Regions from separate parts of the Homo sapiens genome. Here regions 2 and 3 are each linked to region 1. Evidence: read pairs that join two places in POLR2A ChIA-PET (ENCODE). Cell type or tissue: HepG2. All regions are shown on one strand.

Region 1 (2,500 bases):
GTAGGAGTTGCTCTTGCTGTGTAAAGCACTATTGTCTTGGGGTTGAGCCCTAGGGCAGTTCTTGGTAGGTTCTGCTGGGCAGAACATATGGGTTAAATCTCGGTAGAGAGTTTCCCTCATCCTCTATCCGTAAGTGTCCTTCCATGCAAGGTCCCACTCTAGGTGATAGACAGGGACCCCTTCTACTGAACCTTTGAGGAAAGGAGGAAGGAAGAAATGCGTTTAGATCTTGGATGCAGACCTTTCAAAGGGTTAAATGTAACCATATGGATCAACCACATGCACATCCTTACTACAGAATCCGTCCTTTCATTTCAACTTATAGCAAGCTATGATTTTTATATATAAATATTATATAAATAATGTATAAAACATTAAAAGTTAACTATGTAAGATATTATTTCTGAAACAATTTAGCTATATCCACTATGATTATAAACTGTGTCTCGACCTGTGTTATTTACATTAGCTGCTTAAAAAAGCATTGAGTTAATTTTTTTAAATATCAACTAAAATATCATAGTTCTGTGGTAGACATTGTTTTATAATGAAATAACTGCAACTAGAGAAAACTGTATAAAAACATTAAATTGTCAGTATTTTTGTAAGGTTCCATTTTGTAAAGAGAATAATATTCAAAGACTTTTGTAGCATACAAAGTGAAAACTTGTATCTGCGAAACTATACTTGTATTAAATGTGCTTTTTAAATAAAAGCTCGTAACACAACTAATTAAGGACTTGCAAGCCTGGAGTGTTTGAGAGATGTTTGTCTCAGGTGTGTGGGTAGGAGAAGGAAGCATCGCGGGCTGGCCTCTTTGAGTGGGCTTGCCTCATCTCAGCGCACCAACTCCTGATTTTTTTCAGTGGGAAATGTGGTGGTCATAGGGTAGATACCGATGTCTGCCCTGCTCTTTCATCTCTGAAAGCCTGTTTGCAGAATGAGGCCCTGGCTCTACCCTCATCTCAGGCTCTTCTAAAGAGCTTTTGTATTCTAAAGAGGATTTTTCCATCAGAGAGGTAGGAGCTGTAGGAACCCCGAGGGCAGATAAGCAGCCCTCACTCTAGATAAGGTATGCTGGGGGAGCTTACTGAGGGAATCCTGTACACAGCCCACATCAAAGGAAGGCTGAGAATGGCCTGTGGCTCCTGCTTCCCTTCCTTGTGTTTCTCCAACCTGGAAGAAAAGGGGAAGCTAGAAATTCACATTTATTGAGCACCTGTGTGCCAGGGATTTCTGCCTATTTGTTCTGTCTGATCTTCACAGCAGTTATTTTGAGAAAGAAAGAATACTAAAGAATGCAAAGATGAAATGATTAGTCTAAGATCCTAGAGCATTAAATTGTAGGATAGGTCTTATATTAATTTGCTATAGCGGCTATAACAAATTACCACAAACGTAAAACAGCATAGATGTATTGTCTTACAATCTTGGAGGCTCTAGGCAAGAAGCTGTTTCCTTGCCTTTTCTGTTTTTAGAGGCCACCCACTTTCCCTGGCTTGTGGCCCTCTTCATGTTCACATGGAGGAAGCAACATTGGGTAGAGTCCTCACCCTGCCATCTCTTTGGTTCTCCTCTTCTGCCACCCCTTTCACATGTAAAGGCCCTCCTTGCTGATTACACAGACCTGCTCATAATCTAGGATAATCACCTATATTAAAGTCAGTTCACTGGCAAACTTAATTCAATCTGCTGCCTTAATTCCTCTTTGCCATGGAACATATATTCACAGATGCCAGGGATCTAAGACATGGCCATATTTCGGGAACCATTATTCAGAGTACCAGAGTTCACCCTCTGGCCCTCAAAAGATTCACATCCATCCCAAATGCAAAACAGATCACCCTATCCCCACATCCCCTAAAGACCTAGGATATGGCAGTATCAAGTCAAAATCCTAAATCTTAACAACTTAAACACCCCAAATCTCATCATCTAAACTAACCCATTCAAATTAGGTAAAAAGGAGGCTCCATGTTTAATCCACCCTGGAATACATTGCTCTCTATGAACCTGTGAAAATTAAGAAACAAGTTATCTGCTCCCTAAATTCACTGGTGAAACAGGCATAGAATAACAGTTATAGACATTCCTATTTAAAAAGGGAGAGAAGCCAGGCGTGATGTTTCACTCCTGTAATCCCAGCACTTTGGGAGGCCGAGGCAGGCGGACCACGAGTTCAGGAGATTGAGATCATCCTGGCTAACATGGTGAAACCCCATCTCTACTAAAAATACAAAAAAATTAGCCGGGCGTGGTGGTGGGCGCCTATAGTCCCAGCTACTTGGGAGGCTGAGGCAGGAGAATGGCGTGAACCCGGGAGGGGGAGCTTGCAGTTAGCCGAGATCCCGCCACTGCACTCCAGCCTGGGCGACAGAGTGACACTGTCTCAAAAAAAAAAAAAAAAGGAGAGAGAGAGAGAAATAGACGGAAAAAAGAAGTCATCAGTCCCCAGCAACTTCAAAATCCAGCAGGGACCAGGCATGATGGCTCACTCATG
Region 2 (2,500 bases), 160 kb after region 1:
TCTGCCACCACACCTGGCTCATTTTTTAATTGTTATTTTTTGTAGAGATGGGGCCTTGGTGTTTCTCAGGCTGGTCTCAAATTTCTGGTCTCAACCAATCCTCCTGCCTGGGCCTCCCAAAATGCTGGGATTACAGGTGTGAGCCACTGTGTTCAGCCTCTGTCACTGTCTTGTAAAGTGACTCTGCAAATTAGTCACCTGTCTTTCCCTGTTTTCTTATCTATAATTTGGGAATTATGTAGGCACCCCTCTCAGAGAAATGAGTAAAATAACAGATATATATATATTCACATGGTACAAAATAGGTGTTTAATAAATCCCAATTTGTTGACCAAGTGCCGTGGCTCATGCCTGTAATCCCACCACTTTGGGAGTCCAAAGCAGATAAATCACTTGAGGTCAGGAGTTCAAGACCAGCCTGGCCAACATGACAAAACCCCGTCTCTACTTAAAATACAAAAATTAGCTGGGTGTGATGGTGCATGCCTGTAATCCCAGCTACTCAGGAGGCTGAGGCATGAGAATCTTTGAACCTGAGGGGTGGAGGTTGCAGTGAGCCGAGATCGCACCACTGTGCTCCAGCCTGGGTGACAGTGAGACTCTGTCTCAAAAAAAAAAAAAAAAAAAAGAAAAGAAAAGAAAAAAAAATCCCAATTGGCTGCTACCATCCCAGGTAGTATCAGCGTGTCCAATTACTGAAATATAAATGTTGTATAACATTTAAAGATACATGAAAACACTCGGAAAAAAAAATTTAAGAAATTGCCTACTGTTTTCTTAGATATTTGAGTGAGACCCAAGGGCTAACATTTATTATCCATCATTCAGTACAATTTGAAACAAAACAATGGGAGCCTGTGGGTCATTAATTTGGTTCAAGGGGTTATCGTGCCCAAGTCTAACTCAGTGTTCTTCACAGCTTTGCCCAACACTGGGTTTTCCCCTGCACTCTCCACCCCACGCCCCCTGTCAACATGACTGATGAATTCAATATCCCCCTCTTTCCAGCTGACGAGTCATTGAGCTGACTCCAATCAGCAGGATCCCCTGGTCGCCTGACTCAGGCCTCCCCAGTCAGAGGTAGAGTCTGCGGTGGACAGACAGACAGGTCTGGAGAGGCTGGTAAGTAAGAACTCCCCGAGTGCCTCCGCCAAGAACCGATTTGAAGAGGTTGCCATTCACTCTGTCAGGCTGCGTGTGGGATTCATCAGGACCCAGCCTCGCTTTCTTTCACCCCGCATCAATGTGCCCTAAAGGATTTTTCTTTAAACCTGATTGCTTGGAAGGCATTGTAAGTCCACTGCTTTGTGATTCATCAATCCATGACAGCTCATTATTCCAGAAGCATTTAGGCCCCAAACCAGGAGAGAGGGAAAGGTTTCTTGGTGCCATAACGGGACAAAGGTTCACTGGCTTATTGATTCATGTCACAAATATTTACTCAGCCTGCTATTTAACTATGGAGATGAACTAGGAGGTGGATATTTGCTGGTGGGCCTCACTGTAAAGAAATCCCACTCAACAAAGTAGAGTCCAGAAATTCTGACTTAAGTACTATTAATATTGAACTTCTGAGAAAAGCATTTTACATACATCACCTGACTGACTCTATGATGTCTCTGTATGTAATACAGTATCTTTATTTTACACATGAGAAAACGGAGGCTCACAGGGGCTCAGTGGCTTATTCAAGTTCCATAGCTAGAAGGCAGCAGAAATGGGATTCAACCTGTCTGACTCCAAATCCCATGCACGTAACCATTTTTTACTGCATTACTTGTTCCCACATTTTTTTTTAGTTGTTGATAGGTTAAAAGGAAAACAAAGCTGTTTATGGAAGCATTTGAAAAATATAATGCTCTCAGTTGTAAGAGAATACTGTAGTATTGAGTTATCTGGAATTGCATGGGATGTAACATTCAATGGACAATGGAGCATTTGGTGGCCTGACCTCTCTTCCAAGTTCAGGAGGCCTCTCAAGTTTCAGTCATCAAGGCTCCCCTGGAGCACTGGGATTCTGAACTATTTCCTTATGTACTTCTCCTGGGCTGAGGCTCCTGAGTGTGGCTGAACCTGGTGGCACTCTTCTGCCACATAGAGATGAGGTCAGCCTGGACACTGCCCTGGGGTTTTAATCTAAATAACCACTGGATTAGGCTGCATTCAAGCTGGCAAAAATGTTTATTTCTTATATCTACTTGAAGTAAGCTTCCTTTCCAACAGCCCCCACTAAAAGAGAAGGGATAGAGGGCTTGTCTGTGTTCAGAGAAATCTCTCTTGTATTCATTAGCTGTCGGTAATAGAGGCTGAGTTTTTCAGATCCAAAAGACATGGAGATAGGATATTAAGAGACAATATGGAGTAGCAGAAAATGTATTGAGCTGGGAGTCTTACTCTAGGTCAGAGTCCCTTGTATTCAATACTTCACTCACTGTGTCACTTTGGGCAAGTTGCTTAACTTCTCTGTTTTCATTTTTACATCTATAAAATGGAGATGATA
Region 3 (2,500 bases), 57 kb after region 1:
GTTAGAGAGCGTCTTCCCAAATAATCTAAGAGTTGCAAGGCATTGTGAGGCAGCGATTTGGAGCTAGGACTCTGTTTCTCTCCATCTACCAGAGGCATGGGGGTGACCTTGGGCAAATCACAGAGTCTCTCTGGGCCTTTGAATCTGACCTTCACACATTTTGGATTGTTCTGCCAACTTCTGCTGTCAAGTTCTCTGTGGGCATTTTAGTGAAGTACTCTATTTTCCTGTAGGCAACCCCATCTCACTACCAATCATAAAATAACGTTCATTGTTCCCACCCTCTGCCCTTGCCTCCTTAATGGTGACTCATCCCTTAAATCAGGCTCAGCAATCACTTCCTCTGGAAAGCCTTCCCAGCCTGGACCAGTTTCCCCTGTTATAGGATAGGTTAGCTCCAGAAAGGATGCATCTCTGCCAGAGCCTCAAACTCAGCCTAGTACATGGTGAACTCTCAACAAATATTGGTGCATAAATTAATCTCCTCTTGTATTGCCCTGTCCTGTGCTTTCCTTTCACAGTCCTTATAGTTTTAAAATTATGCAGCTGATTAATGTCTGTCTACCTGACCCGAACCACTAGACTGTAACTCCATGAGGGCAGGATTGTTGTTTTGGCTCATCATTCCATTCTAAGCACCTAGCAGTGTCCTCAAAATAGTAGGCACTTAAAAAATATTAACTGAAACAATTAAAGTAAGGAGATAGGGAGGTTTTGATTCATCCAGAAGACATGTCACCCAAGTGAATTTCCAGGGCTTAGGAGAGCTCACTCTACAACATTCATTAACATACTTTTTTTTTGCCCATCAGTCTTCTCTTGTGTCTGGCAATGCATTTACAACATTGTTAAGAATTATCTTGGCCTCCATGTGGTCACGACCTGAAGGGAGAGGCTGGCATTGGAGGTGGTAGTAATAATTCAGTGCTCTAACTCCAGGCAGGAGCTGGGGTCTGAGCAAATGCACAGCTGCATGCAATCCATGTAGGTGTCAAAGGATCAGGGAGGGCAGAGGGGAGGCAATTTTTGAGCAAAATATTGAAGTCTGAGTAAGTGTACACTTAAGGGGGAAGGAGGGAAAATTCATGGTAGGCAGATGAAACACTTAAGCAAAGGCCTAGCATGTTAAAGAACGAGGCTCGCTGGGGGAAGAGCAATTAGCCTGCATTCCTGGAGCTCTGCTGTGTGGGGGAGGGGAGGGGAGAAGAGTTGGGAGGTGAGGCTGGGAAGGTGGGGTGGACTCTCTGGAGACTTTTCTAAAAGGAGGGGAAGAGCCGGTTGTCAGTCTTATCAAGCAGGGACTCAGCTTTTGTCCCCAGCACAGGCCCAGCTCCTTTGATCCGCAGCAAGGCCATTGTTTCCCCGGCAGTGGCCTCTCTGCTTCACAGGGGAAAATGTGGTCTTTGTTCTCCTGAGACTTTTTATCCAAGTCCTGCCCTGGTGGGGACAAACCGGGCGGGGCTCCATGTGAGGATCCAGTCTCTGGCAGCTGGGGGACAAGGGCAGCCCCTGTACCCTTTCCTCTGCCTTGCGTGGGCTACACAAAGCCCTTAGAATCCTCTTGCTCAGTACAAATCATGCTGGGTTGGGGGTGGAGAGAGAATTGTGGGCAAACACTTTCAGCTTCTTTATTTTGAAAAATTGTTTTGTTTCCAGCTCAATCATAGTATAAATCAAGTGCAGTAAGTCCTGGTAAAAAACTAGGTTTGATCTTACCTGAACCACTTACTGGCTGTGTCACCTGGGATAAGACATTTCACCTTTGGAGTCACAGTTACTTTCTCTGCAAAATCCAGAAAATAATACTATTTACTGCACAGCATTGCAATGAGGTTGATGCATTCATTCATTCATTCATTCATTATCTATTAAGCACCTACTCCGTGTCAGGCACTGTGTAGTTCATTCTCCAGTGTTTCTTTAGTGCCTGGGCACAGAGTAGGTGCCAGGCACTAAAGAGACACTGGAGAATGAAATGGACTTGATTGTGCCCCACCCCCACCACCCCATGAAGCTTACAAGGGAAGGAAGGCATTAAACATATGCTTGCACATGTAAGTATTGCAAGAAGAAATACAGCTTGCTACGAGACAGGACTTCACTGAGTCTTGGCTGGGGGTGGGACAATCAGGGAAAGCGCCCCCAGAAAAGCGATGCTCATGTTAAGATTTGAAAGACATGGATAAAAGAGCCTGGTCCATGAGAGATGGTCTGAAAATATTAGTTCCCACCCCCTCTGCCTTGGATCAGATCCCTCACCAACACCTGCTGGGTGTGAATGGGCTTAAGAAGCTCCCCCTCCCCTCTAGGGAACTTAGCTGAAAAGAAGTGGATTCTGGGAATTGCTTCCAGGGGCCTGGAAATTGATGAAGACACATACAAGGGAATGAACATGGGGCCAGCTGTGACATTTTCTGTGTGCCTTAATGAGAAGTGCTGGGGCTGTACTACCCGGAGCTGAACTCTTGGCCCAGCTTGCCAGGCTGGAGGAGGAGGGGGA

What was found. Peaks named below come from ENCODE experiments on the same cell type or tissue, not always from the same donor. Only the 100,000 strongest peaks of a DNase experiment are listed, where the experiment ranks them.
Region 2: POLR2A ChIA-PET joins it to region 1 with 10 read pairs; 2 of 35 experiments call an interaction of 5 or more read pairs at or near these places.
Region 3: POLR2A ChIA-PET joins it to region 1 with 11 read pairs; 2 of 35 experiments call an interaction of 5 or more read pairs at or near these places.

Annotation. Positions count from the first base shown.
Region 1 is chr1:56,492,993-56,495,492 of GRCh38, reverse strand. It overlaps PLPP3 (phospholipid phosphatase 3), which reads left to right. Exons shown (of 6, transcript NM_003713.5): 6 at 1-732. Among named protein-coding and RNA genes, the nearest start is that of LINC01767, 79 kb to the right of the region's middle. RefSeq lists an enhancer at 758-1,416. In HepG2, no CTCF peak of the experiment used is centred here; a DNase peak (open chromatin) is centred at 992.
Region 2 is chr1:56,330,915-56,333,414 of GRCh38, reverse strand. It overlaps LOC124904186 (a long non-coding RNA gene), which reads left to right and starts at 1,099. Exons shown (of 4, transcript XR_007066107.1): 1 at 1,099-2,500. RefSeq lists an enhancer at 943-1,002. In HepG2, no CTCF peak of the experiment used is centred here; DNase peaks (open chromatin) are centred at 1,384 and 1,994; H3K4me3 peaks cover 537 bases.
Region 3 is chr1:56,435,975-56,438,474 of GRCh38, reverse strand. The region is part of intron 1 of LOC124904185 (a long non-coding RNA gene); the gene reads left to right. Among named protein-coding and RNA genes, the nearest start is that of LINC01767, 22 kb to the right of the region's middle. RefSeq lists a silencer at 2,404-2,500. In HepG2, no CTCF peak of the experiment used is centred here; DNase peaks (open chromatin) are centred at 1,364 and 2,494.